2 separate regions of the Homo sapiens genome follow, and region 1 is linked to region 2. A link is a loop called in an ENCODE intact Hi-C map of the cell type or tissue named here. Cell type or tissue: spleen. All regions are shown on one strand. Links, peaks and the distances in the headings refer to the core of each region. The heading gives the core; the rest is flanking DNA.

Region 1 (15,430 bases), core at 2,401-10,400, 83 kb before region 2:
CAGGGAGGATTGCTTGAACCCGGGAGGCGGAGGTTGCAGTGAGCCGAGATCGCGCCACTGCACTCCAGCCTGGGTGACAGAGTGAGACTCCATCTAAAGAAAAAAAAAATTTTTTTTTACAGAGTTTGACTCTCCATCAACAGAATGCTGCACCTATATGACCCTCTCACACTCACAAACACAGAGGCATTCTCATGCTGACACATGCACACACACACATGCTCATTCTTTGACACACAGGCATGTTTACCTGCAGACTCCATACAGCATATACCCTGTACAGTACACACCCATACAGACTCATTCTTTGACACACAGGCATGTTTACCTGCAGACTCCATACAGCCTATACCCTGTACAGTACACATCCATACAGACTCCTCAGGGAAAATGGAAACTGTTTCTTGGAGGCCTCCAGCCTGTATAGCTGTTCTCTGAACAGAACTGAGGCCCATCAGTTCTACCTTAGTGAGATCCCTGGAGGTGGTACCTGCCTGATGAGCGGTCTCCCTCTGCAGAACGGTCCCTGGGAAGGCAGAGCCAGCCTTGCGTGTGAACAGGGATAGGCAGAAATGATGCTTCCCTCACCCCTTCTCTGTGCAGGAAATAACTACTAGAGAGCATTGCAAGGCTTGGTGCTGTGCTGGTGAGGGCGGACGTCATGACAGGGAGTGAACCCAGACCATGAAGGGGGCTTCCTGGAGGAGGGTGAGGTGAGGCAGGTCTTGGAGTTTGGATGAGGAGGACGGGAAAGGACTTGAGGACATTGCAGATAGACCAGGAAGGCAGGCTGGGAGGTGAGGAGGTGCAGGAGGCTGTGCTTCTCGGGGCTCAGTCTCCTTGAGACAGGGGTGGGACTGAGGGGTGGATTGGTTGGGGGTGTGCTGAGGAAGGATGGTGAGTAGATGCTATTTTCATAACCTTGGTTGCAGTCTCTTGGGAGGGTGCCAAGTCCAGGCAGGTGAAGGAGTTGAAGGTCTCCTCCGAGCAGGAGCTAAGCCCTCCCCCTCTAGTCTTAGTTTTTCTGTCCATAAACTGGGATGATGAACCCCGCTGGAGGTGGTGAGGGTCGGGGGCAGAGCAGAGCAGCCATTATGCTCAAGACAGGCTCTGGACTGCACCTGGGGAGAGAAGGGAGAATCAGGGTTGGGGCAGGAATGAAGGAAGGGGCATGGGAAATCAGGGGAGGAGGCAGCATGGGTGGTGTGGGAGGATCAAGGATGTCAGGGCAGGCCTCTTACCTGACTGAGGTTTGCACTCCTGGGTTCCCTGTCCTGAAACACAAAGCAAGAGTTGTCCCCATACAGCGAATCCCTGCTCTTCAGCACTCTTTGCAATGCCTCTGGGCTTTCCTTTCTATCCTGGCAGGATGAGTGTTGGGATTCCTCACTGGTCTTAGTTTTCCTGTCCATTAACTTGAAGGATGAACCCACTGGAGGCTTTCAGGATACAGAAGATGTTCTGAGAGGAAGGCTGCCCTGTGTCTGGGCAGCTGTGTGGGAATGAAGTCTGATAGACGGCACAGCCAGATTTTTCTCTGAGGGAATACCAAGATCAGTCCATACAGGAAACAAAGCACAACATCAAGTTTGGGGACTGGTGGGTCAGATGTGAGAATGGGAGGTGTGGCAACATCCTGCCAAGATGGCTGCCACTCTCAATCCCTAAATCACCCCTGGGAGAACTACAGAACTGATTGGGATGCATAGGATTCTAGGAAAAGACAACAGTGTTATAGCCCAACAAGTTCTTCTTGCCTGCTGCCCAGAAAGACTAATGCACTGAGAACAGCAGGTGCTGCAGCAAAGAAAGAGTTTAATAATCACAGGGCCAGCCAAGGACAGGAGATGTTTCTCAAATCTGCCGTCCTGAGAATTTGGAGGGTAGGGTTTATTAAGTATAGTTTGGTGGGCAGGGGACTAGGAAATGGGGAATGTTGAAGAATAAATCACAGGGAGTTGAAGCTGTCTTCTTGCACTGAGTCAGTTCCTGGGTGGGGGTCACAGGACTGGTTGAGTCAGTTTCCTGACTTAGGTTACTGGTCTGGGTGGTAACATCTGGTTCCTCAGAATGCAAGGTCTGAAAAATATCTCAAATACCGGTCTTAGGTTTTACAATAGTGGTGTTATCTATAGGAGCAATTGGGGAGGTTACAAATCTTGTGACCTTTGGCTTCATAACTTCTAAGCCATAATTCTAAACTTATGGACAATTTGTTAGTTTTATAAAGTTTTATAAAGGCAGTTTTGGTCCCCTTGCAAAAAGGGGGTTAGTTTCAGGAAGAGGCTATCATCATTTGTTGTTGTTGTTGTTGTTGTTTGAGACGGAGTCTTGCTCTGTCGCCCAGGCTGGAGTGCAGTGGCACGATCTCGGCTCACTGCAAGCTCTGTCTCCCGGGTTCATGCCATTCTCCTGCCTCAGCCTCCTGAGTAGCTGGGACTACAGGTGCCCGTCACCATGCCCAGCTAATTTTTTGTATTTTTAGCAGAGATGGGGTTTCACCGTGTTAGCCAGGGTGGTCTCAATCTCCTGACCTCATGATCTGCCTGCCTCGGCCTCCCAAAGTGCTGGGATTACAGGTGTCAGCCACCGCACCCAGCCTCATTTTTGTTTTAAAATTAAACTATAAACTAAATTCCTCCCATAGTTGGCTTGGCCTGTGCCCAGGAATGAGCAGACGATGTGCTTGTGAGGTTAGAAGGAAGATGCAGTCAGCTGTGACAGATTTCTCTCACTATCATTCTCAGTTTCTCACTTAATTTTTCCACGGCAGCCTGGGGTGCGCTGGGAGCAGGGAGAGATAAAAGTGAGAACTGGGTTGGAGAGGAGTGCTTGGACAGTCACTGCCTCCCATTTCACCTGTGCACAAACTCCTGATGTGAGTTGATTCAGTGAGGAGGGGCCAGCCAGGTCCCCGTGGGCATCATCCTAGCACTTTCTCTCCCCAGTCCCTAGGATGGGTGGCTCACAATCCAGGGAGATGCCTAGGGCTGCTTCTTTTCTAGATATTCCAGTCAGAGGAGGCTCCAGCAGAAGGGAGTGTCCAGCTGTGGCTGTGGGGTGCCTGGGCCTCACATCTTGTCCTCGCCTTGGTCAGGACCCAGCACAGATTAGGATGCTGCCTTCAGCTCATCCCCAGCACATATTACCAATCCGAGTCATGCTGCCCTGAGGGAAACATTGGTCCACAGGTCAAAAGAATACAACTAAAAGAAAGAAAACAGGTCAGGCACTGTGGCTCACTCCTGTAATCCCAGCACTTTGGGAGGCCGAGGTGGGCGGATCACGAGGTCAGGAGATCGAGACCACCCTGGCTAACACGGTGAAACCCCGTCTCTACTAAAAATACAAAAAAAAATTAGCCGGGTGTGGTGGCGGGCGCCTGTAGTCCCAGCTACTCAGGAGGCTGAGGCGGGAGAATGGCGTGAACCCAGGAGGCGGAGCTTGCAGTGAGCAGAGATGGTGCCACTGCACTCCAGCCTAGGCGACAGAGTGAGACTGTCTAAAAAAAAAAAAAAAAGAGAGAGAGAAAAGAAAGAAAACCAAACAACACAGACAAATCAGGCAGACTTTAACAGATGGGTCCAGAATGTAAAATAAATGCTTTAAATTTCCCTAAAGAGATAAGGGAAGATATTAGCAACATGAAGTAAGAACAAGAAATCATTCAAAAAGAACCATTTGAGACCAGCCTGGGCAACATAGCAAGGCCCTGTCTCTCCAAAAAAAAAATACCCAAATTGGCTGGGTGTGGTAGTATACACCTGTATAGTCCCAGCTCCTCGGTAGGTTGAGGTGGGAGGATCGCTTGAGCCCAGGAGGTCGAGACTGCAGTGAGCCATGATTGTGCCACTGCACTCCAGCTTTGGTAACAGAACAAGATCCTGTCTTCAAAAATACAAAACAAAAAAACAAACAAAAAAAGAGCCAAGTAGAAGTATCAGGGATGAAAAGATTATAGTTGGAATAAAGAAGGGGACAGATGAGAAGAGCAGGGAGGATTCAACTGAAGAGAGAAATAGTGAACTTTGAGGATCAGCTGGACAAACTCTTGATAAAGGCGGTTGGAAAGGGATCAAGAAATAGAAGGTATACGAGAAAATAAAATATAAGAGATGTGGAGGATAGAAGTAGAAATGCCAACATCCAGGCAATAGATATCCCAGATGAAAGGATAAACAAATTGGAGGAAATATTTATAGAAACAGTGGACATAAATATACTATATTAAAAAATTGAAAGACCTAAAATTTAAAGGGATCTGAGAGTGTCAATCATGGGAGATAAGGACAAACTTCCAACCAGATGCATTATTTCATAAATTTAACACTACCAATGCAAAGAGAAAATTCCAAAAACTTCCAGAGAGAAAATGCAGGTCACCTAAAAAGGAGAATGAACCAGGTTATCATCAGAGTTCCTAACAGTATTCACTGCTGGTTGGAATGGATAAAGATGGGACAGTCAAAGACTGTATATACACATCCCCTACATGCAACAGAGAATATACAATTTTCTGCACATACAGAGTATTTGAAAAATTGACCATCTGTTACAGGGATCCGCAACCCCCAGGCCATGGACCAGTCCCAGTCCCTGGCCTGTTAGAAACCAGGCCATACAGCAGGAGGTGAGTGGCAGGCGAGCAAACGAAGCTTCATCTGTATTTACAGCCTCTCTCCATTGCTCGCTAATATTACCGCCTGAGCTCCATCTCCTGTCGGATCAACAGCGGCATTAGATTCTCATAGGAACGCAAACCCTATTGCGAACTGGGCATGCGAGGGATCTAAGTTGCACACTCCTTATGAGAAGCTAATGCCTGATGATCTGTCACTGTCTCCCATCACCCCTAGATGGAACTGTCTAGTTGCAGGAAAACAAGCTCAGGGCTCCCACTGATTCTACATTCTGGTGAGTTGTGTAATTATTTCATTATATATTACAATGTAATAATAATAGAAATAAAGTGCACAATAAATGTAATGCACTTGAATCATCCTGAAACCATCCCCCACTCCTCGTCCGTGGAAAAATTGTCTTCCACAAAACCAATCCCTGGTGCCAAAATGGTTGGGTACCACTGAACTATGAGACCCCACAGAAGCCTAAAGGCCCCAAAGGATCAACATGACATAATGTTTTCTGACCATAATATAATAAACATAGATATTAATAGACATTAATCACAAAAGAATGGTTAAAATGTCCATATATCTGGAAGTGATGTAGTATGTTATTAAACTACTCTTGGGTTAAAAAGAAAACTATAAAGGAAATGATGAAATACTTAGAACTAGACTGTAAAAACAAATCTCCACTACATACAGTATCAACATTTATGGAATAGCCAAAACAGTACTTGGTGAAATGTATATCTTTAAATTCATTTATTGGGAAACAGAACACTAAAAATGAACTAAGCATTCAACTTAAGAGGCTGGACAAAAGACAGCAAAAGAGCAAAAAGAGGAAAATTAAAATGGGTCAGAAATAAATAACCCAGAGAACATCAACAACAGCAATTAGAGATTCCCCAAACCAAAAGCTGGTTCTTTTAAAAGATTAGTAAGACTGACCTCTGATAAGACTGATCATAAAAAAAGAAAGATGTAGACATACTAAGTATAGAACAAAAGACAGACAATATTTACAGATACCAGAGGGGTTAAAAACATAAAAAAAGAGTATCATTAAAAATTACAATTTAAAAGGCTGGGTGTGGTGGCTCACGCCTGTAATCCCAGCACTTTGGGAGGCCGAGGCGGGCAGATCACAAGGTCAGGAGATCGAGACCATCCTGGCTAACATGGTGAAACCCCGTCTCTACTAAAAATACAAAAAATTAGCCGGGCATGGTGGCAGGCGCCTGTAGTCCCAGCTACTCAGGAGGCTGAGGCAGGAGAATGGCGTGAACCCAGGAGGCGGAGCTTGCAGTGAGCTGAGATCGGGCCACTGCACTCCAGCCTGGGTGACAGAGCGAGACTCCATCTCAAAAAAAAAAAAAAAAATTACAATTTAAAAACTTGGATGAAATGGATACATTTCTAGAAAAATATAAAATTCACACGATATAGAATTTGAATAGGTCAATGTATGTTAAAGGAATGAAATGGCAGTTAAAAACCTCCTCTCAAAGAAACTCATTTTCCAGATAGCTTTACAGATAAGTTCACTAAACTTTAAAACTTTGGGAAGTGTCTGGTTTATATAAGTTATTCCAGAAAACAAAGCAAACTCCCCAGTTCATTTTATGATGTTAACCTGTTCTTGATTTTCAAACCAGATAACGCAAAATAAGATAATGCAAGATTAGTTCAGTTTCATCTAGGAGTTTAGATGCAAAAATCCTATATTCAAAATGCTAGCTAACCAGATGCAAATGAATATTTTAAAATGCATCATAATCAGATAGAAATTTTTTTCTAAGGGATGCAAGGATGGTTTCCACTCAGAAAACCTATCCATATAATTCACAATATTAATAGACTTATGGAGAAAATTATAGGATTATTTCAATTGATGTAGAAAAGAGTATTTGATGAAATTGATACCTATTTGTGATTTAAAATAATTCAATGAACTGGGATTATATGGGAAATTAACTTGGAAGAGGTAATATTCCAAAACTCTCCAATTAAGATTTTAGTCAATGGAGGAATTTTGATGTATTTCCTCTGTGAATAGAAATAAGACAGGGATGCCCATTATCACCAATCCTGTTGCACCTAGTACTAGAGGTCCCGGCCAATGCTTTAATGAAAGGAAAAGAAATAGGTGTACATTTTGGAAGGGAACTGATTAGAGTGTCTTTTTTCACAGATGATACAATTGTCTATCTAGAAGCAAATAGAATCAACAGACAAACCATTAGAACTAATAGGAGAGTTTATCAGTATTTCTGGAAATAAGATGAAAATTAATGCTATTTCTCTACAACAACCAGAACCAATTGGAAAATGTAACTCAAAAATAGTATGCCACTCACAAAAGCAATAAAAATGATAAAACATCTTAGAAATTAATCTAGCTAAGAATAAAAATGCTATCTTTGGGACAATATCTAGACATCTGATAAGAAAAGGAGATTATTTGAATAATGAAGGATTCCATGCTCTGGATGAAATGACTTGATATTACTACAAGTTAATTCTCTTAATGTAGCAGGACAAACCGCAGACAAAAACCCTCAGACACCGAGTTAGAGAAGGAGGGGCTTTATTCGGCCAGGAGCTTCGGCAAGACTCACGTCTCCAAAAATCTGAGCTCCCGAGTGAGCAATTCCTGTCCCTTTTAAGGGCTTACAACTCTAAGGGGGTCCACATAAGAGGGTCGTGATCGATTGAGCAAGCAGGGGGTACGTGACTGGGGGCTGCATGCACTGGTAATCACAATGGAACACAACAGGACCGGGATTTTTCACAGTGCTTTTCCATACAATGTCTGGAATTTATAGATAACATAACTGGTTAGGTCAGGGGGTCGATCTTTAACCAGGCCTCGGGTGTAGCGCCAGGCTGTCTGCTTGTGGATTTCATTTCTGCCTTTTAGTTTTTACTTCTTCTTTCTTTGGAGGCAGAAATTGGGCATAAGACAATATAAGGGATGGTCTCCTCCCTTACTAAAAGTAATTTAGATATTTAATACAATCCCTATACAAATTCCTGCTGGTTTCTTGAGCAACACAATAAACTCCTATTAAGTATACATGAAAAAATAAAAATCTGTGAACAGCAAGTTAAATTTGAAAAGTGAAAGTAAAAAGAATATGATTTTTAAGTGATACTATAGTTTAAAAAAAATAGAGACGAGGTCTCACTGTTGTCCAGGCTGATCTCAAACACCTGGGCTCAAGTGGTCCTCCCGCCTCGGGCTCCCAAAGTGTTGGGATCACAGGTGTGAGCCACTGCACCCAGCCAAAAGTGACATTGTAATCCATCACAAGAGTAGGAAAAAAAGGTGATATTGGTGCCAGAGAGACAAGAGCGTTAATGGGACAGAGTAGAGAGCTCAGAGGGGAGCATATGTACAACTAGGAACTTTACAATACTACCCAGTAAAGATGGGACTCCCACTTCTAGGGGAAAGGATGGATTGTTGGGAAAACTCACTCATAATATGCAGAAATAGAAGACTGGATCCCTGCTTACCATCACACACACAGGTGGATGCCAGGCAGATTATAGACTAAACATGAAAGGTAGGAGTGTCAGGTCAACAGAAGAAAACACAGAGCATCTTTGTGTGCATGGAAGACAAACCATAAGAAAAACAATTTGTGAATTCAATTAAATTGAAATTGTGGATTTCTGTTCAGTGACAGATGTCAAGGTAAGGTTAATAGAGAGCCGCTAGAAGGAGAGATGTTATTTGCAATGTTTAAAATTGACAAGAGGCTAATATCTGGAATAGATGAGAAATCCCCACAAGCCAGCAAGAAGAGGACAGTAACCCCAATAGGAAAAGCCCAGAATAAGCAATTTATGGAAGAGATGCTCAAACTATTTGATTATCAGAGAAGCAGAAATGAAAACAAGAAGATATTTTACACCTGTTACAGCGGCAGAACTCAAAGAGCCAGATGATGTCGATTGTTGACAGGGATCCGGGAAATGGACACTTTCACACAGTGGCCATGGGAATGTAGACTGATGCTGTGCTTCTGGACAGCAACATGGCAGTACTCCGTCAAAGTGTCCAGATTCCCTAGACCAGCAGTGCCACTCCTGGGTATATAGCCCAGGGAAATCCTCCCACAGGCTCAAAGGGCACAGGAATGAAGATGCCGGCGGAATGTACAGCATGTTGATGGGCAAAATAGGGTGTATGCACACTACAGGGTACTACTTAGCAGGTAGAAATAATGTATAGACATACCTATAGCAGCATGAATCCTAAAAACATACAGCTGAGTGAAGAAAGAGAGAAAGAGAATGAGATCTATCATACACTACAATTTACCTAAACTAAAATATTGGGCTTCAGAATAACAGCATTCAATTTATAAGAACTCCCATTGGCAAAAGGCTCACATTAAGTACATAAATTCTTTTGAGGAGAAGAGAAGAATGGCAGGGAAGAACGAAGATGAAAAGGAATCCGTAAATAAACCATGAGCAGGACCCTGTATGGGCCAATGATGGTTCCACGCTGTGAACTCAGGAGTAGGATTAGCTCAGCCCTCTGCACCTGAGGCCTGGGGAACAAATATCATAGGAACAAGAAGCACACCTGCCCCCAGTCAGCCTCCTCTGAGTTCCTTAATTGTTCTTGTTTGAGAACGCATTTGTCTCCGGAAGCAGAGCCTTTCAGAGAGTATCTGATTCCTGGCCCTTAGAAAGCCTTGCTAAATGCTTACTTAGTGAATGAAGGAGTCTGTGAATGGATGAATGGGCAGATGAATAACTGTTAAAGAAGAAATGAGCTAATGATTGAATTAGTAAGTGAATTGGTGAATGCAATGGATGGGCCATTGAATGAATGAGTGCATGCCAGAATGACTGAGTGAATGAATCAAGACGTTAAAGAGTGACTGGATTGGGTGAGTCAATGCAATGATGAGTGAATAGATGGGTGAATGAATGGAGAATGAATGAGGGAGCCGGGCTGCTTGCGCAGACCTTGAGGAGAGCTCACCTGACAGGCAGGCACAGTTGAGATGGTTGCAATTCTGCTTGGTGCTCTGAAGAGTTACTAGGCTGCACACCTGCCCCATCACAGGAGAGGCTGGCAGCCACAAAACCTTACGGGGGGAAGTAGCACCTCTTGGGAAGCCTGACCGGCATGGATGGAAGCTCCGAAGCAGGTCTGCAGGGAGAAAAATGCAGCATTTCCAAAACTGAGGACTACCCCCTGGAGGCAGCTGGAGGTGAACAGGCCCTGTTGGACAGAGGCCCCTATCCTCCCAAGCTCAAAGTGGAGGCTGTCCATCCCTAGGAATACTGCCTCCCAGGGTGCCCACAGCAATCCCTCTGCACTGCAGCAGTGGCGGGGCTCAGGTCAGGTAGAAATGCAGGGCCTTGAAGGGAAAGTGCCTCATGTAGAGCTCTCGGGAGCCTCTGCCTATCCACAAGGCCTGGCTCAGCTCTCAGTTCAGGGCGTTGGACAAGTTGATGTTGGCCAGGACTGGGCTTGTAAGCTGGGGTGGAGCAGGGTGGATGGGATGGAATGTTGTGTGGTTGGGAGGGGAAGGGCAGAGAGGGGATAGGTCTGGTGAGTTCCTCAGCATGAGTGCTTCCAGGCCTCCCACAGCCCACATAGGCATCATTGCAGGTGTCCTGAGCCAGGGTCACGATGGTGAAGCCTCAAGTGTGGGCAGGAGGGAGGGAGGGGGCCTCAACCTGGGCTGAGCCAGGCTATCAGCTAAGCCTATTTTGGGTGCTTTCCTGTGTTTATTTCATTTATTACTGGCAATCTCCTTATACAGATGTGGAAAAGGAAGCTTGAAGAGCCTAGGGCCACCCAGCTAGGAAGTGGTGGAGCCTGGATTCAAACTCCAAAGTGTAGAGCTCCTAGGAGCCACCGCCTGTCCGTCCCCAAACTCCAAAGTCCATCTTTGGCCTGAAGCCTATACCCAGTTACTACCCTGTAACAGCTCCTGAGGCCAGGTGGAGAGGGCAGCCCTCAGTCTGGGAGGGCATGTTGAGGTGAAGGTACCTGCAGCATCTGCAGCCAGAGGCTTTCTCATCTCCTCTCGGCAGTGGCTGAAGAACAATCTCTTAAATGGAAGGCTCTCCCAAGGACGGTCAGGAATTATTATCCCCTTTGTAGGCAAGGGAAACTGAGGCCCAGAAGTTCAGCTGGTGAACCCTCCTTCAGAGCAAATAGAGCTTAAAGAGCACCTTCAGGGTCAGATGAGGAAACTGAGACCTAGAAGGAGTAGGAAATTCTAAGATCACTCAAAGATCGAAGGGAGAGCTGGTGCAGAGGGCTGAGCTAATCCTGCTCTTGAGTTCACAGCGTGGAACCATCACTGGTCCTTCCAAGCTCCTGCTCATGGTTTATTGGTGGATTCCTTTTCATCCCCCTCCTCCCCTGCCATTCCTCTCTTCTCCTCAAAAGAAATTATGTACTTAAGCCAGGCACGGTGACTCACGCCTGTAATCTCAGCACTTTCGGAGGCCGAGGTGGGCGGATCACGAGGTCAAGAGATGGAGACCATCCTGGCTAACACGGTGAAACCCTGTCGCTACTAAAAATACAAAAAAAATGGCCGGGTGCGGTGGCTCACGCCTGTAATCCCAGAACTTTGGGAGGCCGAGGTGGGTGGATCACGAGGTCAGGAGATCGAGACCATCCTGGCTAACACGGTGAAACGCCGTCTCTATGAAAAATACAAAAAACTAACCGGGCGTGGTGGCCGGCGCCTGTAGTCCCAGCTACTCAGGAGGCTGAGGCAGGAGAATGGCATGAACCCGGGAGGTGGAGCTTGCAGTGAGCAGAGATGGTGCCACTGCACTGCAGCCTGGGCAACAGAGTGAGACTCTGTCTCAAAAAAATAAAAAAATTAAAATTTAAATTTAAAAAATACAAATAAATTAGCCGGGTGTGGTGATGGGCACCTGTAGTCCCAGCTACTCGGGAGGCTGAGGCAGGAGAATGGCGTGAACCTGGGAGGCGGAGCTTGCAGTGAGCCAAGATCACGCCGCTGCACTCCAGCCTGGGTGACAGAGTAAGACTCCCTCTCAAAAAAAAAAAAAAAAAAAAAAAAAAAATTATGTACTTAACGTCTAGCCTTTTGCTGATGGGAATTCTTACAAAATGAATGCTGTACCAGCTCTCATTTCCTGGCCCAGGTTCTCTGCCCTGTCACAGGAATGGCAGTTTCTGGTCCAGCCTCAGGCCCCACGCTGGGCTCACCTTACAGACCAGCCCCTGGTTTATCTCCCATGAATCACTGTGCCCCTGTACCTGCCTGGTGCGGGTTAGAGCAGCCGATCCTCTTTTCTCTTCCCACCTGCCTCTGAACCATTTATCTGGCTCTCAGCTTAGACCACCTGGGTAGCGTGTGCCTATTAGGGGCAGGTAGATTCTCTTCCCAGGTAGACTGGGAGCCCCTTAAGGGCAGGAACAGATCTGCCTCAGCTCTGGTTTCCTACATCCCTACTCAGAGTATGGGACATAGTAGGTGGTCCAAACAGGTATATTCATTGACTGAAAGTGGCTGAGTCAGGATTTAAACGCACCCAGTCATCCAAACTCAACTGAAGACTGAAGGAGGCCCTATGAAAATCTCCAAATTCTCTCTCCAATTCTCTCTCTAGGCAACTTTTGCTCTCTGGCACCCTGCCCTGGGTGTTCCAGCTTAGAAGCCCTCCTCAGCCTCCTAACTCCATCGCCTCAACTCAGGGAGGCTTCTGGGCTTCCCCTCGGTTCCCCCGCCTAGCCTGTGGCATGGAAACTCTCTCCAGGCAATAAGTGGAGCATTGTGGGGCTCACCACATCTGTTTCCTTCTTCTTAGGAGTCAAAGTCATTGCCTGATATGCAATGCCTTGAAAACCTTCATTTCATAGATTTTTGCCCCTTTTTTGTTTGTTATTTTAGACAGGAGGGTAAATTTAGTCTTTATTAGTCTATTTTGGATGGGAGTGCATGTCTATTTCATTAATTTGTACTGCTATAGAGTACTCCATGTTTGAATGTGAATAGACATTTGGATATGAAGCTTCTGGCTGTTGGGAACAATGTTCCTAGGAAACTCTTGTATATGTTTTGAATATACCATTGTATGAATATATTAGAATTTATTTCTTCATTTCTATTGTTAATGCACATCTTCAAGCTTCCATCTGGGGTGATCATTCCTTTTGACATGAAAAATACCCTTTTAGTATTTCCTTTAGTGCAGGCCTGCTGCTGGTGAATTCTACTATTTCTGTTATTAAATGTCTTTGCAACGGAGCCTACCTCCTGCCCTGAAGGCAAGGTCCTCTCCCCTTCCAACTGGGTGTTTTCTCAAGAGATTGGGAGAAAGAGGCAGGCATGCATCCTGTATTTTTAATTAAAATAAAAAATAAAAAAATATTTCTTCTTTATTCTTGAAGGATATTTTTGCTGCTATTGAATTCTAGGTTAGGAAGTATTTCTCTTAGCCCTTTGAAGATAACATTCTATTCTCTTTGGACTTCTATTGTTGCTTTTTTTTTTTTTTTTTTTTTTTTTGAGACAGAGTCTCGCTCTGTTGCCCAGGCTGGAGTGCAGTTGCGTGATCTCGCTCACTGCAAGCTCTGCCTCCTGGGTTCACGCCATTCTCCTGCCTCAGCCTCCCGAGTAGCTGGGACTACAGGTGCCCACCACCACGCCCAGTTAATTTTTTTGTATTTTTCATAGAGACGGGGTTTCACCGTGTGTTAGCCAGGATGGTCTCGATCTCCTGACCTTGTGATCCACCCGCCTCAGCCTCCCAAATTGCTGGGATTATAGGTGTGAGCCACTGCGCCCAGCCCCTGGACTTCTATTGTTTCTGATGAAAAGTCAGCCATCAGTCTTATTATTTCTCCTTTGAAAGTAATACATGTTTTTCTCTGGCTGCTTTGAATAATTTATCTTTATTTTTGGTCTGCAGAAGTTTTATCACAATGTGCTTAGATGTGGTTTTCTTTGTATTTATTCTGTTTGAGATTCATAGCATGTCTTTTTCAGTGTGGTTTGCAAATAGTATTTCTTGAATCTGTGATGATTTTGCCTTTCCTCAATCTAACTTCATCAAGTATAGATAAGTGTATTTCCCATAATTCCCAAAGCATGGTAAGAAAGTTCTACAAAATTCTACTAAAATCCTGGGATAACAGGAAAGAAATCATAATGTAGAGATAGGGAAAACATTTTAAATTAGCCACTATATTATTGTCTTTAGGGTTTAAACTTAACATACTTCCTTGGAAGAGAAGGGTCCCTGGTGGAAGTCTCTTTCTCCAGCTCCTGATCTATCACCAAGAATGTGTCCCTACCTGGAGTCAGGGCATTCCACCTTCTTATCTGATGCCTGGTGAGATGGAAAACTAGTTTCCCTCTGTCTCTCTAGTTTAGCATATGCCTCTCAGTCAACATTTACACTTTAATGCAGAACAAATTAGCATCTCATTGCTTAGAACTCCTTCATATCAGAATAAGATTTTGGATTTACTACTGAGTAATCAAAATGTCTCTTAAAATATTTGCACCAAATAATTGATCAACTTGTTACCACAGGTAAATTCTGTTTCTATTTCTATATCATATATATATAAGAAAAAAGGATATAAAGGAAAAAAATCCCAGAAGCTTTAATATAGACATTATCCTTCCTCCAACTCCACTTTTAGCCAGTAATATTGGGATCCAATCACAATTGGATATTGATATTGATCACTGAAATATTTATGTCGCTGTGGTGGGTCAAGGCCACATTATGATAGGCTTGATGATGCAGAGAGAGGGGGACACAGAAGTTGACACTGGCAAAACAAGGAATCCACTTCATGCCAACAGTGCTGATGTGGACACTCCCCCTCAGCCCAGCAGAATAAAGGGTTGCCAATGGGCAGCAAGGGCTTCCCTGCCCTGGTGGATTTGTTGCTGTGCTTTGACCATTTGGCTCCAAGTGCCCCTGTATGAGGGCATATTTGTATCTCTACCTTTACCAGCTTATTTGCTCTCTCAGCAGTGAACCAAAGTGGAAGCACCCTTGAACCCTGGTCTGAATCGCTATTCTTACCAATCTTTGTACCCAAGCAAACTCTCTGTGATCTGGCCCAGCTCACTGGTGCATATATTTTTCCAAAATAGCAGTTACAATTACCTACTTGCCCAATCCCTTCTAGACTGCCTTCCTGTTGTAGAAGCTGGAAAACTAAAATGACATTTTCTAGGCTCCTCTGCAGCTTGGGTTTCATGTGTGACCTGAGTTCCATCAGGAAAGTGCCCCAGTCAGATGTGGAGGTGGAAGTACATCCTAGGCATTGATGACTGCATGCAGGTGGATAGAATCATCTGGAAAGGAGCTGTGACAGAGGTGTCTGGGTATTTCAGGGCTGTCCATGGGGGAGTTTCTAATAGCCAGAACCTCACATAGGTGCCAAGTTACAGGTAGTGTTTCCAGTAGAAATTCCCGTGGCACAGTTGGGCGTTTTGGCTGGCTGCATTGTCCCTGGCCCTGTTGTCTTTGGCTGTGTAGCACTAAGCCTAGTTCTCTTCTCCTTCTACTTAAACCTGTATGGCGTACACAGCTAAGAACGCTGACTGGTGCAGCTTTCTTGAAGCACTGATCCCATTGGTTGTAATTGCCTGTCTTCTCTTCTAATATAGCCTGAGTTCCTTGAGGGGAGAGACTAAATCTAGTTCATTTTATGTCCTTAGCACCCAACACAGAACCTGAGATGGAGTATGGACTCAGCAAAAATTCACTGAAAGCTTAAATGACATGTGAGTCATTTATTATTAAAAATCCAA
Region 2 (15,430 bases), core at 3,251-11,250:
AAAATACTGATCAGCCGTGTTGTAGGGTACCCCGTTCCTCTCAGTCTCTGGTAATTTTCTTTGCTCTGAGGTCATCTTTATCTGATATTAGTAGTTATTCCTACTTTCTTTTGATAAGTGTTTTCATGCTATCTCTTTTTCCCATCCTTTCATTTTCAACCTGCCTGTGTTTTATATTTGAAGTGAAGTTTTTGTAGGTAACATATAGTTAGGTCATGTTTCTTAATTTAGTCTGCCAATTTCTGTATTTTAATTGCTATATTTAAATCATTTACATTTTTGGTGAAATGTACTTATTTATTTTTAATAATATTTTTTTTATTTCCATAGGTTTTTGGGGAACAGGTGGTATTTGGTTACATGAACAAGTTCTTTAGTGGTGATTTGTGAGTTAAATCATTTACATTTAATGCATTTCTTGGTATGTTAAGGCTTCATTCTGCTATTTTGTTTCTTGTTTTCTATTTTTTCTCTCTGTTTTGTTTTTCCTGCTTTCCTGTGTGTTACTTGAACATTTTTTAGAGCTCTGTTTTTATTTGTCTGTAGTATTTTTACTGTATGTCTTTGTATGGCTTTTTAAGTTATTGCTGTAGATATTATACATATGTACATTATCACGGTCTACTAGGTTATCATTCACTAGTTTGAATGAAACTGGAAATCTTACCTCCCTTTAAATTCATTTAATCCCCCATTTATGATACAATTGTCTTAAAAATTTCCTTTCTCTGCATTTAGGACCGTATCAGGCAGTGTTACAATTTTCGCTGCAACTATCTAACACACTTTAGAAAATTCAAAAGGAGAATAAGTGTTTGTATTTATTTGCCCAAATTTTCCCATACCACATTTATTCTTCCATTTTGATGTTATACGATTTCCTCTTTTATTGTTTCCTTTACGTTTAGAGAACTTCTTTTAACTGTTCTTTTAGTGGTCTACGGGAAACAAATTCTCCTTTGCTTCCTTTATTTTCCTTTGTTCATAAATGTCTTGATTTCTACTTCATTCCTGAATGATATTTTCACTGGATATAAGATTCTAGGTCAACAGTTCTTTTCTTTCAGCACTTGAAAAAGGTTGTGCCATTTTCTTCTGGCCTCCATTGTTTCTGATGAGAAATTGGCAGTCATTTGAATTATTTTTGCCCTATATACAAGATGTTATTTCTCTCTTGCTGCTTTCAAGATTGTTTTTACTTTTTTTATTCATACACACACACACACACACATATATATTTTATATATATATTCTTTTTTAAATTGAGACAGGGTCTCGCTATGCTGCCCAGGCTGGTCTCAAACTCTTGGTCTCAAGCCGTCCTCCCACCTTGGCCTCCCTAAGTGCTGAGATTACAGGCATGAGCCACTGTACCTTGCAAGATTTTTTCTTTGTCTTCAGTTTTCAGAAATTTGGCTTTAATGTGCCATGATGTGGATTTCTTTAGATTTATCCTGTGTGGGTTTTTCTCAGCTTTTTAACTCTGTAGGTTTATGTCTCTTGCCAAATTCGGGGAATTTTCAGCCATTATGTCTTCAATACCATTTTAGCCTCACTCTCTTTCTCCTCTCCTGGGGCTGTATGACAGCAATGTTCCATCTTTTGCTAGGGTCTCACAGGTCTCTAAGGCCATGTTAATGTTTTTTTCAGTCTATTTTCTCACTGTTGTTACAATTGGGCAATTTTTGATGTTCTATTTTCCAGTTCACTGGTTTTTTTTCTGTCTCCTCTATTCTGTTGTTGAGTCTATCCACTGAGTGTTTTTATTTCAGTCATTGTACTTTTCCATTTTAAAATTTCCATTTGTTCCTTCCCCTTTTATCTGTCTGCTTAGACAGTCCATTTTTTCATTTGTTTCAAGTGTGTTCATAATTTCTCATTAAGTGATTTTTACAATACTGCTTTAAAATCTTTATCAGATAATTCTGACATTTCTGTCATCTTGCTGATGGCATCTATGCATTGTCCATTTTGATTAAGTTTAGGATCTTTCTGGTTTTTGGTTTGTGTCATGGACTAAATGTTTGAGTCCTACAAATTAACATGTTGAACCCCTAACCCCCAATGTGCTGGTATTTTAAAATGGGGCCTTTGGGAGATAATTAGGGTTAGATGTAGTCATGAGGATGGGCCCTTTGTCTGATGAGATTAGTGCCCTTATAACAAGAGACAGCAGAGAACTTGCTGTCTGTTTCCTCTTGTGAGCAGAGAGGAAAGGCCACATGAGGACCGAGTGAGAAGGCTGTCGTCTGAAAGCCAGGAAGACAGCCCTCACTAGGAACTGATTGGGCTGGCACCTTGATCTGGAGACTTTTCAGCCTCCAGAACTCTGAGAAATAAATAAATACCATCCAGTCTATAGTATTTTGTTACGGCTGCCTGAGCAGACTAACATAGTACAGCAAGTGGCTTTCTATTAAACCTGTACATTTTAGATATTATGTTATAAGAATCTGAATTGTATTTAAATTATCTGTTTTAGCTGTTTTTTAAATAACCACTCCAGCAGGGGATAACAGGGTGGCACCACCTGATTATTACCAGTCAGGGCTAGAAGTGCAAGTTCTCCACCCAGCCTCCATTGACACATAAGGAGAAGAGCTCCTCATGACTGCCAGGTATGACTCCCAACGTGGTCCTCACTGACACTGCAGTGGGGAGGGAAACTTGTTACTATCTAGCAGGGATGAGAGTCCCAGCTCCCTACTCAGTCTTCTCTGACATTACCCCGCAGGGGTTGGGGTGCTTCATTAGTGTCGAGTAGTGTAAATCTACACTCCCCACTTGGCCTTTGCAGACATGGGTGGTGGAGGAATCACAGTTTTTCTTTGGTGTTTGGCTAGAGTATAGCAGTTACTGTTTAGAAGTTTTCTGTCTTTCTGCGTTCTCCTTTCCTGGTCTTCTGGCTGGAAAGAGCAAGCCTTTGTTGGGCCTTTCCTTGTCTGTGCATGTTGGCATTTGCAAACTGCTCGCTTCTTCACTTCCAAGTCTGGGATATATGAGGCAGGAAGAAAATGTAGAGAACTCATTACTGTGTCACTCCTTCAGTCCCAAAGTCCCTATCTGGTCTCCCTTCTTCTGCACATCTTCCAAAGTCTAATGTTTATTTTACATATAATGTACAGGGACTTTAGCTGTACTTGGCAGGAAGAATAGGGAAAAGTACACCTATTTCATCTTCAGGGAAAAGGGAGTTCTATATACTGAGTTTTCAATTATAATTATTTTATGACTTTATGTCTAGAAAGTCTATTTTTCTCTTTTTCAAGTCTGCTTTGCAATTCTTTATAGTTTCTCATTTCCTACACATGCTTCTCAAGCATTTCTGTCGTTTATTTATACTTATGGAGCATGTTATTATATAAACTCTGATAATTCCATTACTGGATTTTTTGTCTTCTGAATCTCTCTGTTTTCATTTCTACTAGTCCTTGCCCATGATACCTTATTTCTTTGTGTGGTTAATTATGATTTACACTAAATTATTCACCTTTGAATTTTATTTCTAAGACTTTAAAAAGACTTTTTAGGCTGGGCGCAATGGCTCACGCTTGTAATCTCACCACTTTGGGAGGCCGAGGTGGGCAGATCACAAGGTCAGGAGATCGAGACCATCCTGGCTAACACAGTAAAACCCCGTCTGTACTAAAAATACAAAAAAAATTAGCTGGGCGTGGTGGCAGGCGCCTGTAGTCCGAGCTACTTGGGAAGCTGAGGCAGGAGAATGGCGTGAACCCGGGAGGCAGATCTCGCAGTGAGCCAAGATCGCACCACTGCACTCCAGGCTAGGCGACAGAGCGAGACTCCGCCTCAAAACAAAAAGGCTTTTTATTGAAATACAACTTACATCAGCAAAGTGTAGAAATCCTAAGGTTAATAACGTTTTACTTATGTGTGCACCTGTGGAACTATCACCCAGATCAAGATGCAGAACGTTGGCAAAGCCTGGTGACTCACGCCTGTAATCCCAGCACTTTGGGAGGCCAGGAGTTTGAGACCAGCCTGGCCAACATGGTGAAAACCCATTTCTACTAAAAATACAAAAATTAGCTGGGCATGTTGGTGTGTGCCTGTAGTCCCGGCTACTCAGGAGACTGAGGCAGGAGAATTGCTTGAACCCGGGAGGCAGAGGTTGCAGTGAGCCGAGATTGCACCATTGCACTCCAGCCTGGGCAAAAAGGGCAAAACTCCATCACCCTCCACCAAAAAAATACAGAACATTTCTGGCACCCCAAAAGACATCCTTGTGCCTCCTACTAATCAGTACCCACTCCAACAGTAACTGCTATTCTGATCTCTACCACCATATATTAGTTTATCCTATTTTAAAATGTCATATAAATGGAATCACATAATATACACTTTTTGTATGTCTGGCTTCTTTCATTTAACATTGTCTTTGAGATTCATCCATATTTTTCATGTATCATGTTAGTAGTTCACTATTCTCATTGCTGTTTAATTTTTCACATGTATGCTATATTTATATATATTCCTACTGATGTCGTGAATATTACATATGATATTTCATACATATTATTTAAATATCTAGTATGATTCCTTTGTCAGATATATGTACTGCAAATATTTGCTCCCAGTCTATGAGTTGCCTTTTCGCTTTTTTTTTTTTTTTTTGAAACAGACTCACTGTTTCCCAGGCTGGAGTGCAGTGGTATGATCTCAGCTCACTGCAACATCCACCTCCTGGATTCAAGCAATTCTCCCACCTCAGCCTCCCGAGTAGCTGGGATTACAGGCATGCACCACATGCCTGGCTAATTTTTGTGTTTTTAATAGAGATGGGGTATCTCCATGTTGGCCAGGGTGGTCTCGAACTCTTGACCTTAGGTGATCTACCCACCTTAGCCTCCCAAAGTGCTAGGATTACAGGCGTGAGCCACCATACCTGGCCCCTTTTTGCTCTCTTAATGGTGTCTTTTGGTGAACAGAAGTTCTTAATTTTGGTAAAATCCAATTTATCAATCTTATGTTCTGTCTAGGAACTCTTTTCCACCCATATTCTCCTAGAGGCTTGATTGCTTTATTTTAGCTTCCACATTTAAGTCTACGATCCATTCTAAATTAATTTCTGGTAGTTGCGAGGAAGGAGTCAAGGTTCAATTTTTCAGCTTAGTTATCCCATCAACCCATTTATTTAAATAACTGATAAATTGGAATGGAACCTTTGTCATGAATCCCACACATAAATATATGTGTGGGTCTGTTTCTGGGCTCTCTGTTCTATTCTTTAGGTGGTTTTTTCTCTTTTTTTTTGTTCCCAGAGGAGCAATAAAGAGTTGCATAAAGAAAAAGTGGATGAAGTCCTCCCACCCTCTTCTCTTTGAAGTAACCACGTTACCACTCTGAGAGGCATTTAGCTTTCCTCCATGCTCTTACAAACATATGTAATCATACACAGTGTGCATTTACAAAGAAGTTTTTAACCACATGGGGAGATGCTTTCTTGTAAAACAACGAGAGTAGAATATAAATTTGTATGTATCGAATGTAAATTTCTATGTATCAAACTGTATAAGAGTAGTAATAAAAAATAGCACTTACCATGTGCCAGGTGCTTTACTAAGTGCTTTACGTATATTAACTCATTTAATTCTCACAGCAGCCTGAAAAGATAGGGACAATTTTGCTCCCATTTTACAGATGATGAAATAGAGACACAGAGAAGGTGGAACTTGCCCAGTGCCATACAACCAATATGGTGGAGCTAGGATTCAAACCCAGCCTGTCTGGCTCCAGAACCCATATTCTTAACCAGAATTGGTTAGAATAAGACACGTGGAAACATTAGTTGCACTTACCTCTATGAATTATGATTTTTATTATTTATCCCTTGCTCACTGCCCTTCACCCTTCTGACCATTAGGGCCAAGTTCTTTCCCAGCCTCAAAGCCTTTTCATTTCTAGTATAGACAGTTCCTCCATGACTCACTGCTCAATCAACTGCTATTCAATTTTGAACTCTCAGCCTAAATTCCCCTTTCCCATGAAGTTCGACCTGACTTCCTACACAAGTATGGCTTCCCTGAAACTATTTCACAACTTCCTGTCCCGTGCTTTTCCTTTCTAGCAGTCAGCACAATTGTACATAACAACTTCTGGAATGAGTTGTTTGAACAGCTGTCTTCCCTGAGCACCCCCTAACTGTGGGCTCTATGAAAGCAAGCTCTGGGTCTGTCTTGTTAATCTTTGGGTGCCCAGAGCCTTGTCTGAAACATGTAGATGCATGTGAGGGTTCCACTGTGGAGCAGATCAGCGAGAGATAGGCCAACAGGAGGCATGGCTTGGGGAGCCTTCTCAATGTGTTCTAATACGGGTGCAGAGGGAGGTGCTGGAATCAGACACATAGCCCTGAGTTAAAATACTGACTCAGCAAGCTGTGCAAACCTGGACTATAACACTCATGTTCTGAGATCTACTTCCTCTCATATAATATGGGGTTAAAAATATCACTTCGTGGCCGGGCGTGATGGCTCACTCCTGTAATCCCACCACTTTGGGAGGCTAAGGCAGGTGGATCACGAGGTCAAAAGATCGAGACCATCCTGGCTCACATGGCGAAACCCCATCTCTACTAAAAATACAAAAAATTAGCCGGGCGTGGTGGCTGCGCCTGTAGTCCCAGCTACTCGGGAGGCTGAGGCAGGAGAATCGCTAGAACCAGGGAGGCGGAGGTTGCAGTGAACCGAGACCACGCCACTGCACTCCAGCCTGGTGACAGAGTGAGACTCAGTCTCAAAAAAACAAACAAACAAAAAAAAACCCCTCATATCTACAAGAGTACATGGCACACAGTAGATGTCCAATAGTTAAATGAATTTATTGAACGTTTTTGAAAGAATTAAATATGATTTTTTTCCAGTTTCTTAACTTCTCTGTACCTCTGTTTTCTTATCTGTGAAATGAGATAATAAATAAATGAACTTGCCTGTTTCTTTTTTTTTTTTTTGAAAGGGAGTCTCGTTCTGTCACCCAGGCTGGGGGTGCAGTGGCGCAATCTTGGCTCACTGCAAGCTCTGCCTCCCGGGTTCACGCCATTCTCCTGCCTCAGCCTCCCGAGTAGCTGGGACTACAGGCACCTGCCACCACGCCCGGCTAATTTTTTTGTATTTTTAGTAGAGATGGGGTTTCACTATGTTAGCCAGGATGGTCTCGATCTCCTGACCTCGTGATCCGCCCGCCTCACCCTCCCAAAGTGCTGGGATTACGGGCATGAGCCACAGCGCCCGGCAAAATATGCCTTGCCTATTTCTTAGGATTGTTGTGAGAATTCAAGAATATAATCCACGCAAAGCACAGAACCCAGGGTCTAGCATGGAGGAAATGTTCAATAACGGTTAACTATGCTTCTTATTATTATGGGTAAAGCACCTTCTGGAGTGCCCAGTGCACAGTAGGCACTCTGTAGATAGATGGTGCCAAATGTTACTGACTTAGCCTGGGTGGTGTCATGTCCGGCTGCTTCTAGGGCAATGCAGGGTCCTGGCTCTGAGCGCGCCTCTTGGTTCCAGGTTTGGTGCTGTACTGACACCACCCAGTGGCCAGCATGGGCTACTGTAATCCCAGCCTTGGCTAATACCTTGCTCCAGGGTTACTCTTCCAAACCTGGACTCCGTCCAAACCTTAAGAAGAGCCTTGTGCATTCCCTTGGAAAACTGGGAACACTGGCGACAGAGAAGAGGAAATGGATTTGAAAGATAATTCAAGAATGTGGATTCAACAGACTTTGTGATCAATTATATATCCAGTGGGGAAGGAAGATGGATTTGTCTAAAATAGTGGTTCTTAAGTAGGGGTGATTTTGCCAAAAAGGGGACATCTGGCAATGTCTGGAGACATTTTTGGTTGTCACAACTTGGAAGGAGGAATGCTATTGCAGTCTAGTGGGGATAGACCAAGGATGCTGCCAAATATCCTACAATGCACATGACAGCCCCTCGATAAAGAATAATCCAGTCCCACTGGGCACAGTGGCTCACGCCTATAATCCCAGCTCTTAGGGAGGCAGAGGCGGGAGGATAGCTTGAGCCCAGGAGTTCAAGACCTGCCTGAACAATATAGTGAGACCCTGTTCTCCACAAAAAGGAAAAAAAAAAAAGAATTATCTAATCCAAAATGCCAAAGTGCCAAGGTCAAAATAACCTGGTCTAGACAGTCTAACCTGGGCATTCACTGCATCAAGAAAAGCTGTGAAAAACCTGTCACATGAGCTATCACTACTGTGTCCAGTTCAAGGATCAGGTAGGTCTGAGGACAATCCTAGCCAGGAGCTAGCACAGCCTATGGAATTCTCTCAAGTCAAGGAAGGGGAAACATTATTACAGATCATTTATTTCTTCAACTTACAACATTTATGATCACAATACATATATTTAAACTATTGCTGACAGTGTACGTGGTTATTAATCACACTGAAGGACTTAAACACAGAATACAAGTCATGTTAACTAGAAATTCTCAAAGTAGGCCTGGCGCAGTGGCTCACACCTGTAACCCCAGCACTTTGGGAGGCCAAGGCAGGAAGACTCCTTGAGCCCAGGAGGTCGAGACCAGCCTGGGCAGCATAGAGACCCTATCTCCAAAAAAAAAATTTTTTTAATTAGCCAGGCATGTTGGCACACACCTGTAGTCCACCTACTCAAAAGGCTGAGGCGAGAGGATCACCTGAGCCCAGGAGGTCAAAGATGCTGTGAACCATGTTTGTGCCACTGCTATCCAGCCTGGGTGACAGAATAAGACTCTGTCACAAAAAAAAAAAAAAAGGAGGGGGGCAGGATGCAGTGGCTTACACCTGTAATCCCAGCACTTTGGGAGGCCGAGGTGGGTGGATCATGAGGTTAGGAGATCGAGACCATCCTGGCTAACACGGTGAAACCCCGTCTCTACTAAAAAATACAAAAAAATTAGGCAGGCATGGTGGCGGGTGCCTGTAGTCTCAGCTACTTGGGAGGCTGATGCAGGAGAATGGCCTGCACCCGGGAGGCGGAGCTTGCAGTGAGCCAGATCGTGCCACTGCACTCTAGCCTGGGCGACAGAGCGAGACTCCATCTCAAAAAAAAAAAAAAAAAAAAAAAATCTCGAAATAGGTCACACAATCTTAGAATTCAATTAGGAGATCCTTTGGATTTCCTTGCAGAAAAAAAGCAGTAACTGTGAACCAAGGAAAAGATTCCACTTCTCGTGCTTCCTAGTATTTGCTATAACAAACTTGGGAAGCAGTCAGATCCTTACCCTTCCTTTAATATCTGCTCTACGCTATAGAAAATGTGCAGTCAGAAAGCAGGTTAAGGGCTCCACTTAGTGGGAAGCAACAAGACCAGGAGATCAGGCAGGAGAACCAGGAGCACAAGGCCTTCTCTTGTGTCTGTGAAGGGAAGAAATGTCTCAGAACATGGACATATGAGACCTTTCCAGCTCCACCCTTCTGACAATAAACCAGGCCTGGCCTGGTGGCTCACACCTGTAATCACAGCACTTTGGGAAGCCAAGGAAGGGGAATTACTTGAGGTCAGGAGTTCAAGACCAGCCTAGGCAACATAGTGAAACCCTGTCTCTATAATAATAATAATAAAAAAATCAAAAACAAACCAGACAGAGGGACTTTCGGGCCCACTCCTCTACATTCTCATATGAAATCCACTCTCACCACCGGGAATTCCTGTGACACTCCAAAGATTCCAAGGATATTATCTTTTAGTTCCTTTCCTCTCCACTGGAAATTCCAACCCAAGAAAGTCTCAAACTGCTGCAGCTGTCAAGCCTGATGAACAACTCAGTTCCTCCACCTGTAGGCCTTTGTGCTTAGGGCTGCAAGTCCTCAGCTCTGAATGACCTTGGCACCCCGGGTGCTGCTCCTTATGTGAGAAAGACCTTTCCTATCTGGGCCTGGCGGTCCTCTGGCCATTAGGGGAACCCTCTGTGCTTGTCTTTCTCCACCCCTGAAAGTATCTCTGGCTCTGGAAACGCTATTTTTTGTGACATTCTCCACCCAACATGGCTTTGCAAAATATGTGTTCTACTCACAGGTTGACTGGTGTACTTACTCTTGGTGAAGCTACCAGGATCTGGTGGGAATCATTTGCTCCAGATGTGAGGTGGCATCTTTCCTCTGCTGGCCTATTTACCTGACCATCCTGTTTCCAGTAAGGCCCGATAGGAATTTTGCAAGCCTACAAAAGTTCCTTTCGAAAGCTCAAAGTTCCCCTGGAATCACACCTTAAGTTTTTGTTTTTCTGTGTATGGAATGCTCCTATATTTTCCAGAGAAATTTTAGAACAAACTTCCATGGACGTATTCTACAATCTAATCAGAACTTGAAATTACTCCACCTTTGAAATCTCAAGGCCCATCAATCTGTTTTCTGACCACCCCTCTCAGTCTGCCCAGCTTCCACTCTCTACCTCCTAGAGCACCTCATAGAGAGCACCAGTTCCCAAGCCTGCCTCCATCACCATGGCCACCTGCTGAGTTCAGGCACCCTCATCTCTTGCCCCAATTTCTGCAGCAGCCACAGCCTTCTGCCCGGAACCAGGTCTGCCCATTCTCCTGGCCCTCTGATGTGTCCCCCAACGTGGCAGTAGTTTTCATAACTCGTTCTGCCTGGTGCCCAACAGATCCTTCTGGCCTTTCTGCATAGCAGAGGTTGGGAGCTTTACTGGACTGCTAAATTGCCTCATGGCTCTGTGCCGGTGCCCTGCTCCCTATTCCAGGACATCAGCAGACCCAGACTCACTTGAACTGAGAAGCAGTAGAAATTACTGGCTTTATTTTTTCAAAGTTAACATTATTATTGTTTTTAAGGGTGACATTCTGAAACACCTTAGAGCTTGGAATCAGCACTTCATCTTCACGTGGGCCAAAAGCATATCTCTAATAGAAACTTCTAAGAAGGTTCTGATGACAAGGACTGAGGCTTTCTATTAAAATATGGTGTGTATGAGTAGCTATTTGTTGAGGGAAAAAAATACAAGGAAAATTGGCCAAAATTGCATTGCCTCTCCCATGGTAATGAAACTTGGTGCAACAGCCTCTATAAATGATGTAACACTGCCCTGTAGTGAGAAGTTGAAGAGCTCTTGTCAAATAATAAGAGAAAGCTTTAAACTGAAAGTTTTGTAAAATTTGGAGGAATTCTCTTACAGTCCTGCTAATAACCCTGGCACTGTATACCCAGTACAGGCCACTAGAGCTGTTCTGTGGAAATCGTTGAATTGTTTATTTTGGTTTGGTTTGTTTGTTTCCCCTCTGCCCTTTCACATTCAGTTTTAAATTTTTTGTTTGCTTTCAGTTTCTCTCTCTCTTTTTTGTTTTTTTAATTTGAGACAGGGTCTTGCTCTGTTGCCCAGGCTGGAGTGCAGTGGTGTGATCTCAGCTCACTGCAGCCTCAACCTCCCGGGCTCAATCAATCCTCCTGCCTCAGTGTCCCATGTAGCTGAGACCACAGGCGTGCCACCACGCCCAGCTAATTTTTGTATTTTTGGTAGCAACGGGTTTTGCCATGTTGCCCAGGCTGGTCTTAAATCCGGAGCTCAAAGGATCCACCCACTTCAGCCTCTCAAAGTGCTGGGATTACAGGTGTGAGCCACCGTGCCTGGCTGAAAAATTGTGATTCTTATTTATAATCCACCATCTCTAACAGACCCTCATCATAGCTCCACTCCAGGGTCTTCTTGTTTTATAAAATATGAAGGAGTAGCTGTCAGTAGGATGAGGGTCCAGAGGTAGTAAATATTACCTGTACTATTAGCCACCAAATTGGAGTCAAAAGGTGATCTGTCATGTCTAAAATTGATGTCATCTAGTAGTTGAACAAAGACTTCACATAAGACCGTGAAAGTGAGGCCTGAGCACTAACTTCATTGTTGTTGCCTTATTTCTGTGCTAACGACCATCAACCACCAGTGTAGGGTCCAGAACTCCAGACTTGCATTTACGTCTGCATCCTGGACACCTTCCATCTTAGGTAAGTTCCAACAGAAAATTTCTCAATGGTGCGTGTTTTCCATTTCTTCCAGCATGGAGCTATTTTTATTAAACGATGGAATGTTATTATCATCTTTAAGTCTGCAGTCCTATATTCCACCGCCGTCTGACCTAATTCTGCCAGAATCTGGAGCACGGCAGAACCTGAGAATGGTCGACAGGGCCAGCAGGATAAGAGTGAGTATCTGTAGTAAGCCTCTTTGCTGTCTTTGAGTTCTCCTTGATCTGACTCCATTTTTAAATTTTTATTTTGTTATTTTTAGAGTCGGGGTCTTGCTCTGTCACCCAGACTGGAGTGCAGTGGTCCGATCATGGTTCACGGTAGCCTTGAACTCCTGGGCTCAAGCAATCCTCCCACCTCAGACTTCTGAGTAGCTGGAACTACAGGCACGCACCATCAAGCCTGGCTAAGTGGCTGGAATTTTTTTTTAAGAGAGATTTAAGCGAGGTGGGGTTTTGCTATGTTGCCCAAACTGGCCTCAATCTCCGGGCCTCAAGCAACCCGCCCTCCTTCAGCCTCTTCAGTTATTGGAATTAGAGGCGTGAGCCACCAAGCCCAGCTGTGACTCCATTTTTGAACTTCTTTTATTTGAGAAGTCTTCGTCATTTCAGAGAGTGATCATAAACTGAGCCTGTCCACTCCCCTGATACCTTTCCCATGTAACCCATAAAAAGGTTGAGTTTTCTGCTTTTATCCCTAGGCTAGACTAACCTTTCAAGGTCCTTCCCCAGACCAAAGGTTAGAAAAGAATTCCAACTTCTCACATTTCATGTTAAACCACATGTCCCTAGATTGTCAAGTCATACTTAAAATAAAATAACTGGGCCAGGTATGGTGGTCCATGCCTGTAATTTTAGCACTTTGGGAGGCTGAAGCAGGAGGATAGCTTGAGGCCAGGAGTTTGAGACCAGCCTGGGCAAGATGGCAAGACGCAGTCTCCACACACACAAAAAAAAGTTTAAAATAAAATAATTGATATACTGAAGATGACTAAAAATTAGAGTTTCTCCTTAATGTTTCTAGGAATTATGTTGTTCTAAAACATCCAGTAATTCACTTTCCCCTTAATAATTAGAATTAGTTATCCCAGCCGATAGAGTAACCCACATCTCTGCCTATTGGCTCAGCGGCATGAGGAAAACAAAATGGCAACTGAGCAGTCTTAGCTTCCAACTTAACGAGTCTGCAACTATGTTCCCTATTGGAAGCATTTTCTCCCTTAGCAACTAAGGCTTCTAAACCTGCAAGGAATAAGACAGTGGGGACAAGAAGCAAATATTCTTTAACTGGATTATTAGATGCATTCATGAGAGGGGCCTCTCTTACTCCACCCTCCTCCTTTCTATGCTTGTGTGTCCCTGCTGTAGAGAAAATAATGTCATATATTGGTTGCTGATGTAAAGAATGTACTGCTCTTCCATTTGTTAGGGTGCTGTATTTCTGCTGGCACCATAACTGACCTTCAGCAGGTCATTCTCTCAGTAACCATGACCTTCATAGGTGATTCTCTCAAGCCAGCTGTTTCTGGGTGATAACATATATCCTAAGGTTAACATAAATCTCATGGTATGAGCCTGTTGCCACACCTCTTCCACTATAAAATTAGCCTCTTGGTCAGATGTATGGGATACCATGTTGGTAAAGATGACATTCTTGGCTGGGTACAGTGGCTCCTGCCTGTAATCCCACGGCTGTGAGAGGCCTAGGCAGGAGGATTGCTTGAGGCAATCCACACGTGCTTTCCAGCTTTTCCAGCTTCAATGCTAGTCTCTACTCATTCTGACCACTAACCATGAAAAGAAAGGAGTTTGAACCAGCCTGGGCAACACAGCAAGATCCTGTCTCTATAAAAAATTTAAAAAGTTAGCCAGGCATTGTGGCATGTGCCTGTAGTCCCCGCTACTCTGGAGGCTAAGGTGGGAGAATATCTTGAGGCCAGGAGGGCTCATATTGGAAGCTACAGTGAGCTATGATTACAACATTTCACTCTAGCCTGGGTGATAGAGCAAAACCCTGTCTCAAAAAAAAAAAAAAAAAATGACATGGTTCTGGTAGAAGCATTAGGAACAAGGAAAAAAACTCTGGAAACATATCTATTCCCATGAGAGCACTTTCTGTCCTCAATGAAGGAAGGGTTCCTATTAAATCAGTTACCACCAGAGATTCCTGGCTAGTTTCTCTGGGGAATGGTGCCATACTGGGGACTCATCCTTGGCTTCTGCAGTTGGCAGCTGGGCACTCACTAGTGGTGGTAGCCAAATAAGCTTTGGTGAGAGGATATAGATGTTGTTAAGCTTGTGTGCAGCTTCCATCTCTTCCATCTTGACACTTTGTACCTGGTCCATTGAGCAACAACTGGAGGGGCTGGGGAAGGAGGCCAACTGACATCTGCACATCCAGTCATCTTGTCCACCTGATCACTGAGTGACTCATCTGCAGTGGATGACCTCTGTTGGGTATTTTTGTGGGACATGATTGCCTTCATACTCTATGCCCATTCCAAGAGGCCCATCTACGTATCTCTTCTCCAGGTCATCCATGTCATGAAGCCACAGAGGCCATAGGAGTGGGTGAAGGAGAGACACTAAACAATGGTGAATCATGCAGCCAATGGAAGGGGTTCAGTCAATGACTAAGTATGTCTATTTTAACTATATATGCAGGAACAAGGGAAATAACTAGATTCATTGGACCCACTGTCCAGTGATGGACTGAGGCCAAGAATCCATGTATCACATGACCTCCATAAGCCCTTGTTCCGACCAGAAGACCAGGTTGGCATTTTGTACCACCAATGATTAGTACACACTCAGAACCAGTGTATAATAGCTTCCAAAGGGTTTGGGTATTTTCTCTCCCAATGCACAGTCATTTTAGTAAGTGGCTGCAGGCCTTTCCAGGGGAGGCTTGGAGGAAAGTTTGTTTGTAATATATACTTACTGCCACATTGCAAGATCTTTCCTTAAAGGGACTGAGCCTTTCTCTCAATCAATGAGCAATAGGCCTGCGAACTGTCTTAGGTTTAATAATTGGGTATGAGGCAGTAAATTCCCACTGTGGTGACTTGAATCAGGTTTCTATTTTTCAATAATATAGATAAAGCCACATCTTGGTAGACTGTCTATCTGTTCATTTCTAAGAACCCTACCATCAATTAGTTGCTACTACTGATCTTCGAAGGTCAAAGCATTCTAATAGCCTTTCTGTCCCTGCAACCTATTACCAGTTCTCAGGTAGCATCTCCCACTATCACATTTGGCAATGCTTTTTGGGGTGCCCATCAGGTCCACATATCTCAGCACCACAGTAAATGGAGCATCCTCTGAACCTTCCAGGGTCATGGATGAGGGTGGCTGGGAAAATTGCACATTTAGGTCCATTCCAAGATTCCCATCTTCCTGAGATTTTGGATCTTTGACACCTTAGCCT

What was found. Peaks named below come from ENCODE experiments on the same cell type or tissue, not always from the same donor. Only the 100,000 strongest peaks of a DNase experiment are listed, where the experiment ranks them.
Region 1: it touches region 2 in a loop (3-fold over the local background); 92 of 110 quality-filtered maps call a loop at or near these places.

What each region holds. Positions count from the first base shown.
Region 1 is chr11:72,556,719-72,572,148 of GRCh38, reverse strand. LINC01537 (long intergenic non-protein coding RNA 1537) reads right to left here and starts at 1,493. Exons shown (of 2, transcript NR_126364.1): 1 at 1,242-1,493; 2 at 1-1,121. RefSeq lists a silencer at 9,686-9,893. In spleen, for the core only: no CTCF peak of the experiment used is centred there; no DNase peak of the experiment used is centred there.
Region 2 is chr11:72,474,561-72,489,990 of GRCh38, reverse strand. It overlaps the pseudogene ART2BP. Among named protein-coding and RNA genes, the nearest start is that of CLPB, 48 kb to the right of the region's middle. In spleen, for the core only: CTCF peaks have their summits at 7,370 and 7,574 (motif pointing left); a DNase peak (open chromatin) is centred at 7,530; H3K4me3 peaks cover 581 bases; H3K27ac peaks cover 1,324 bases.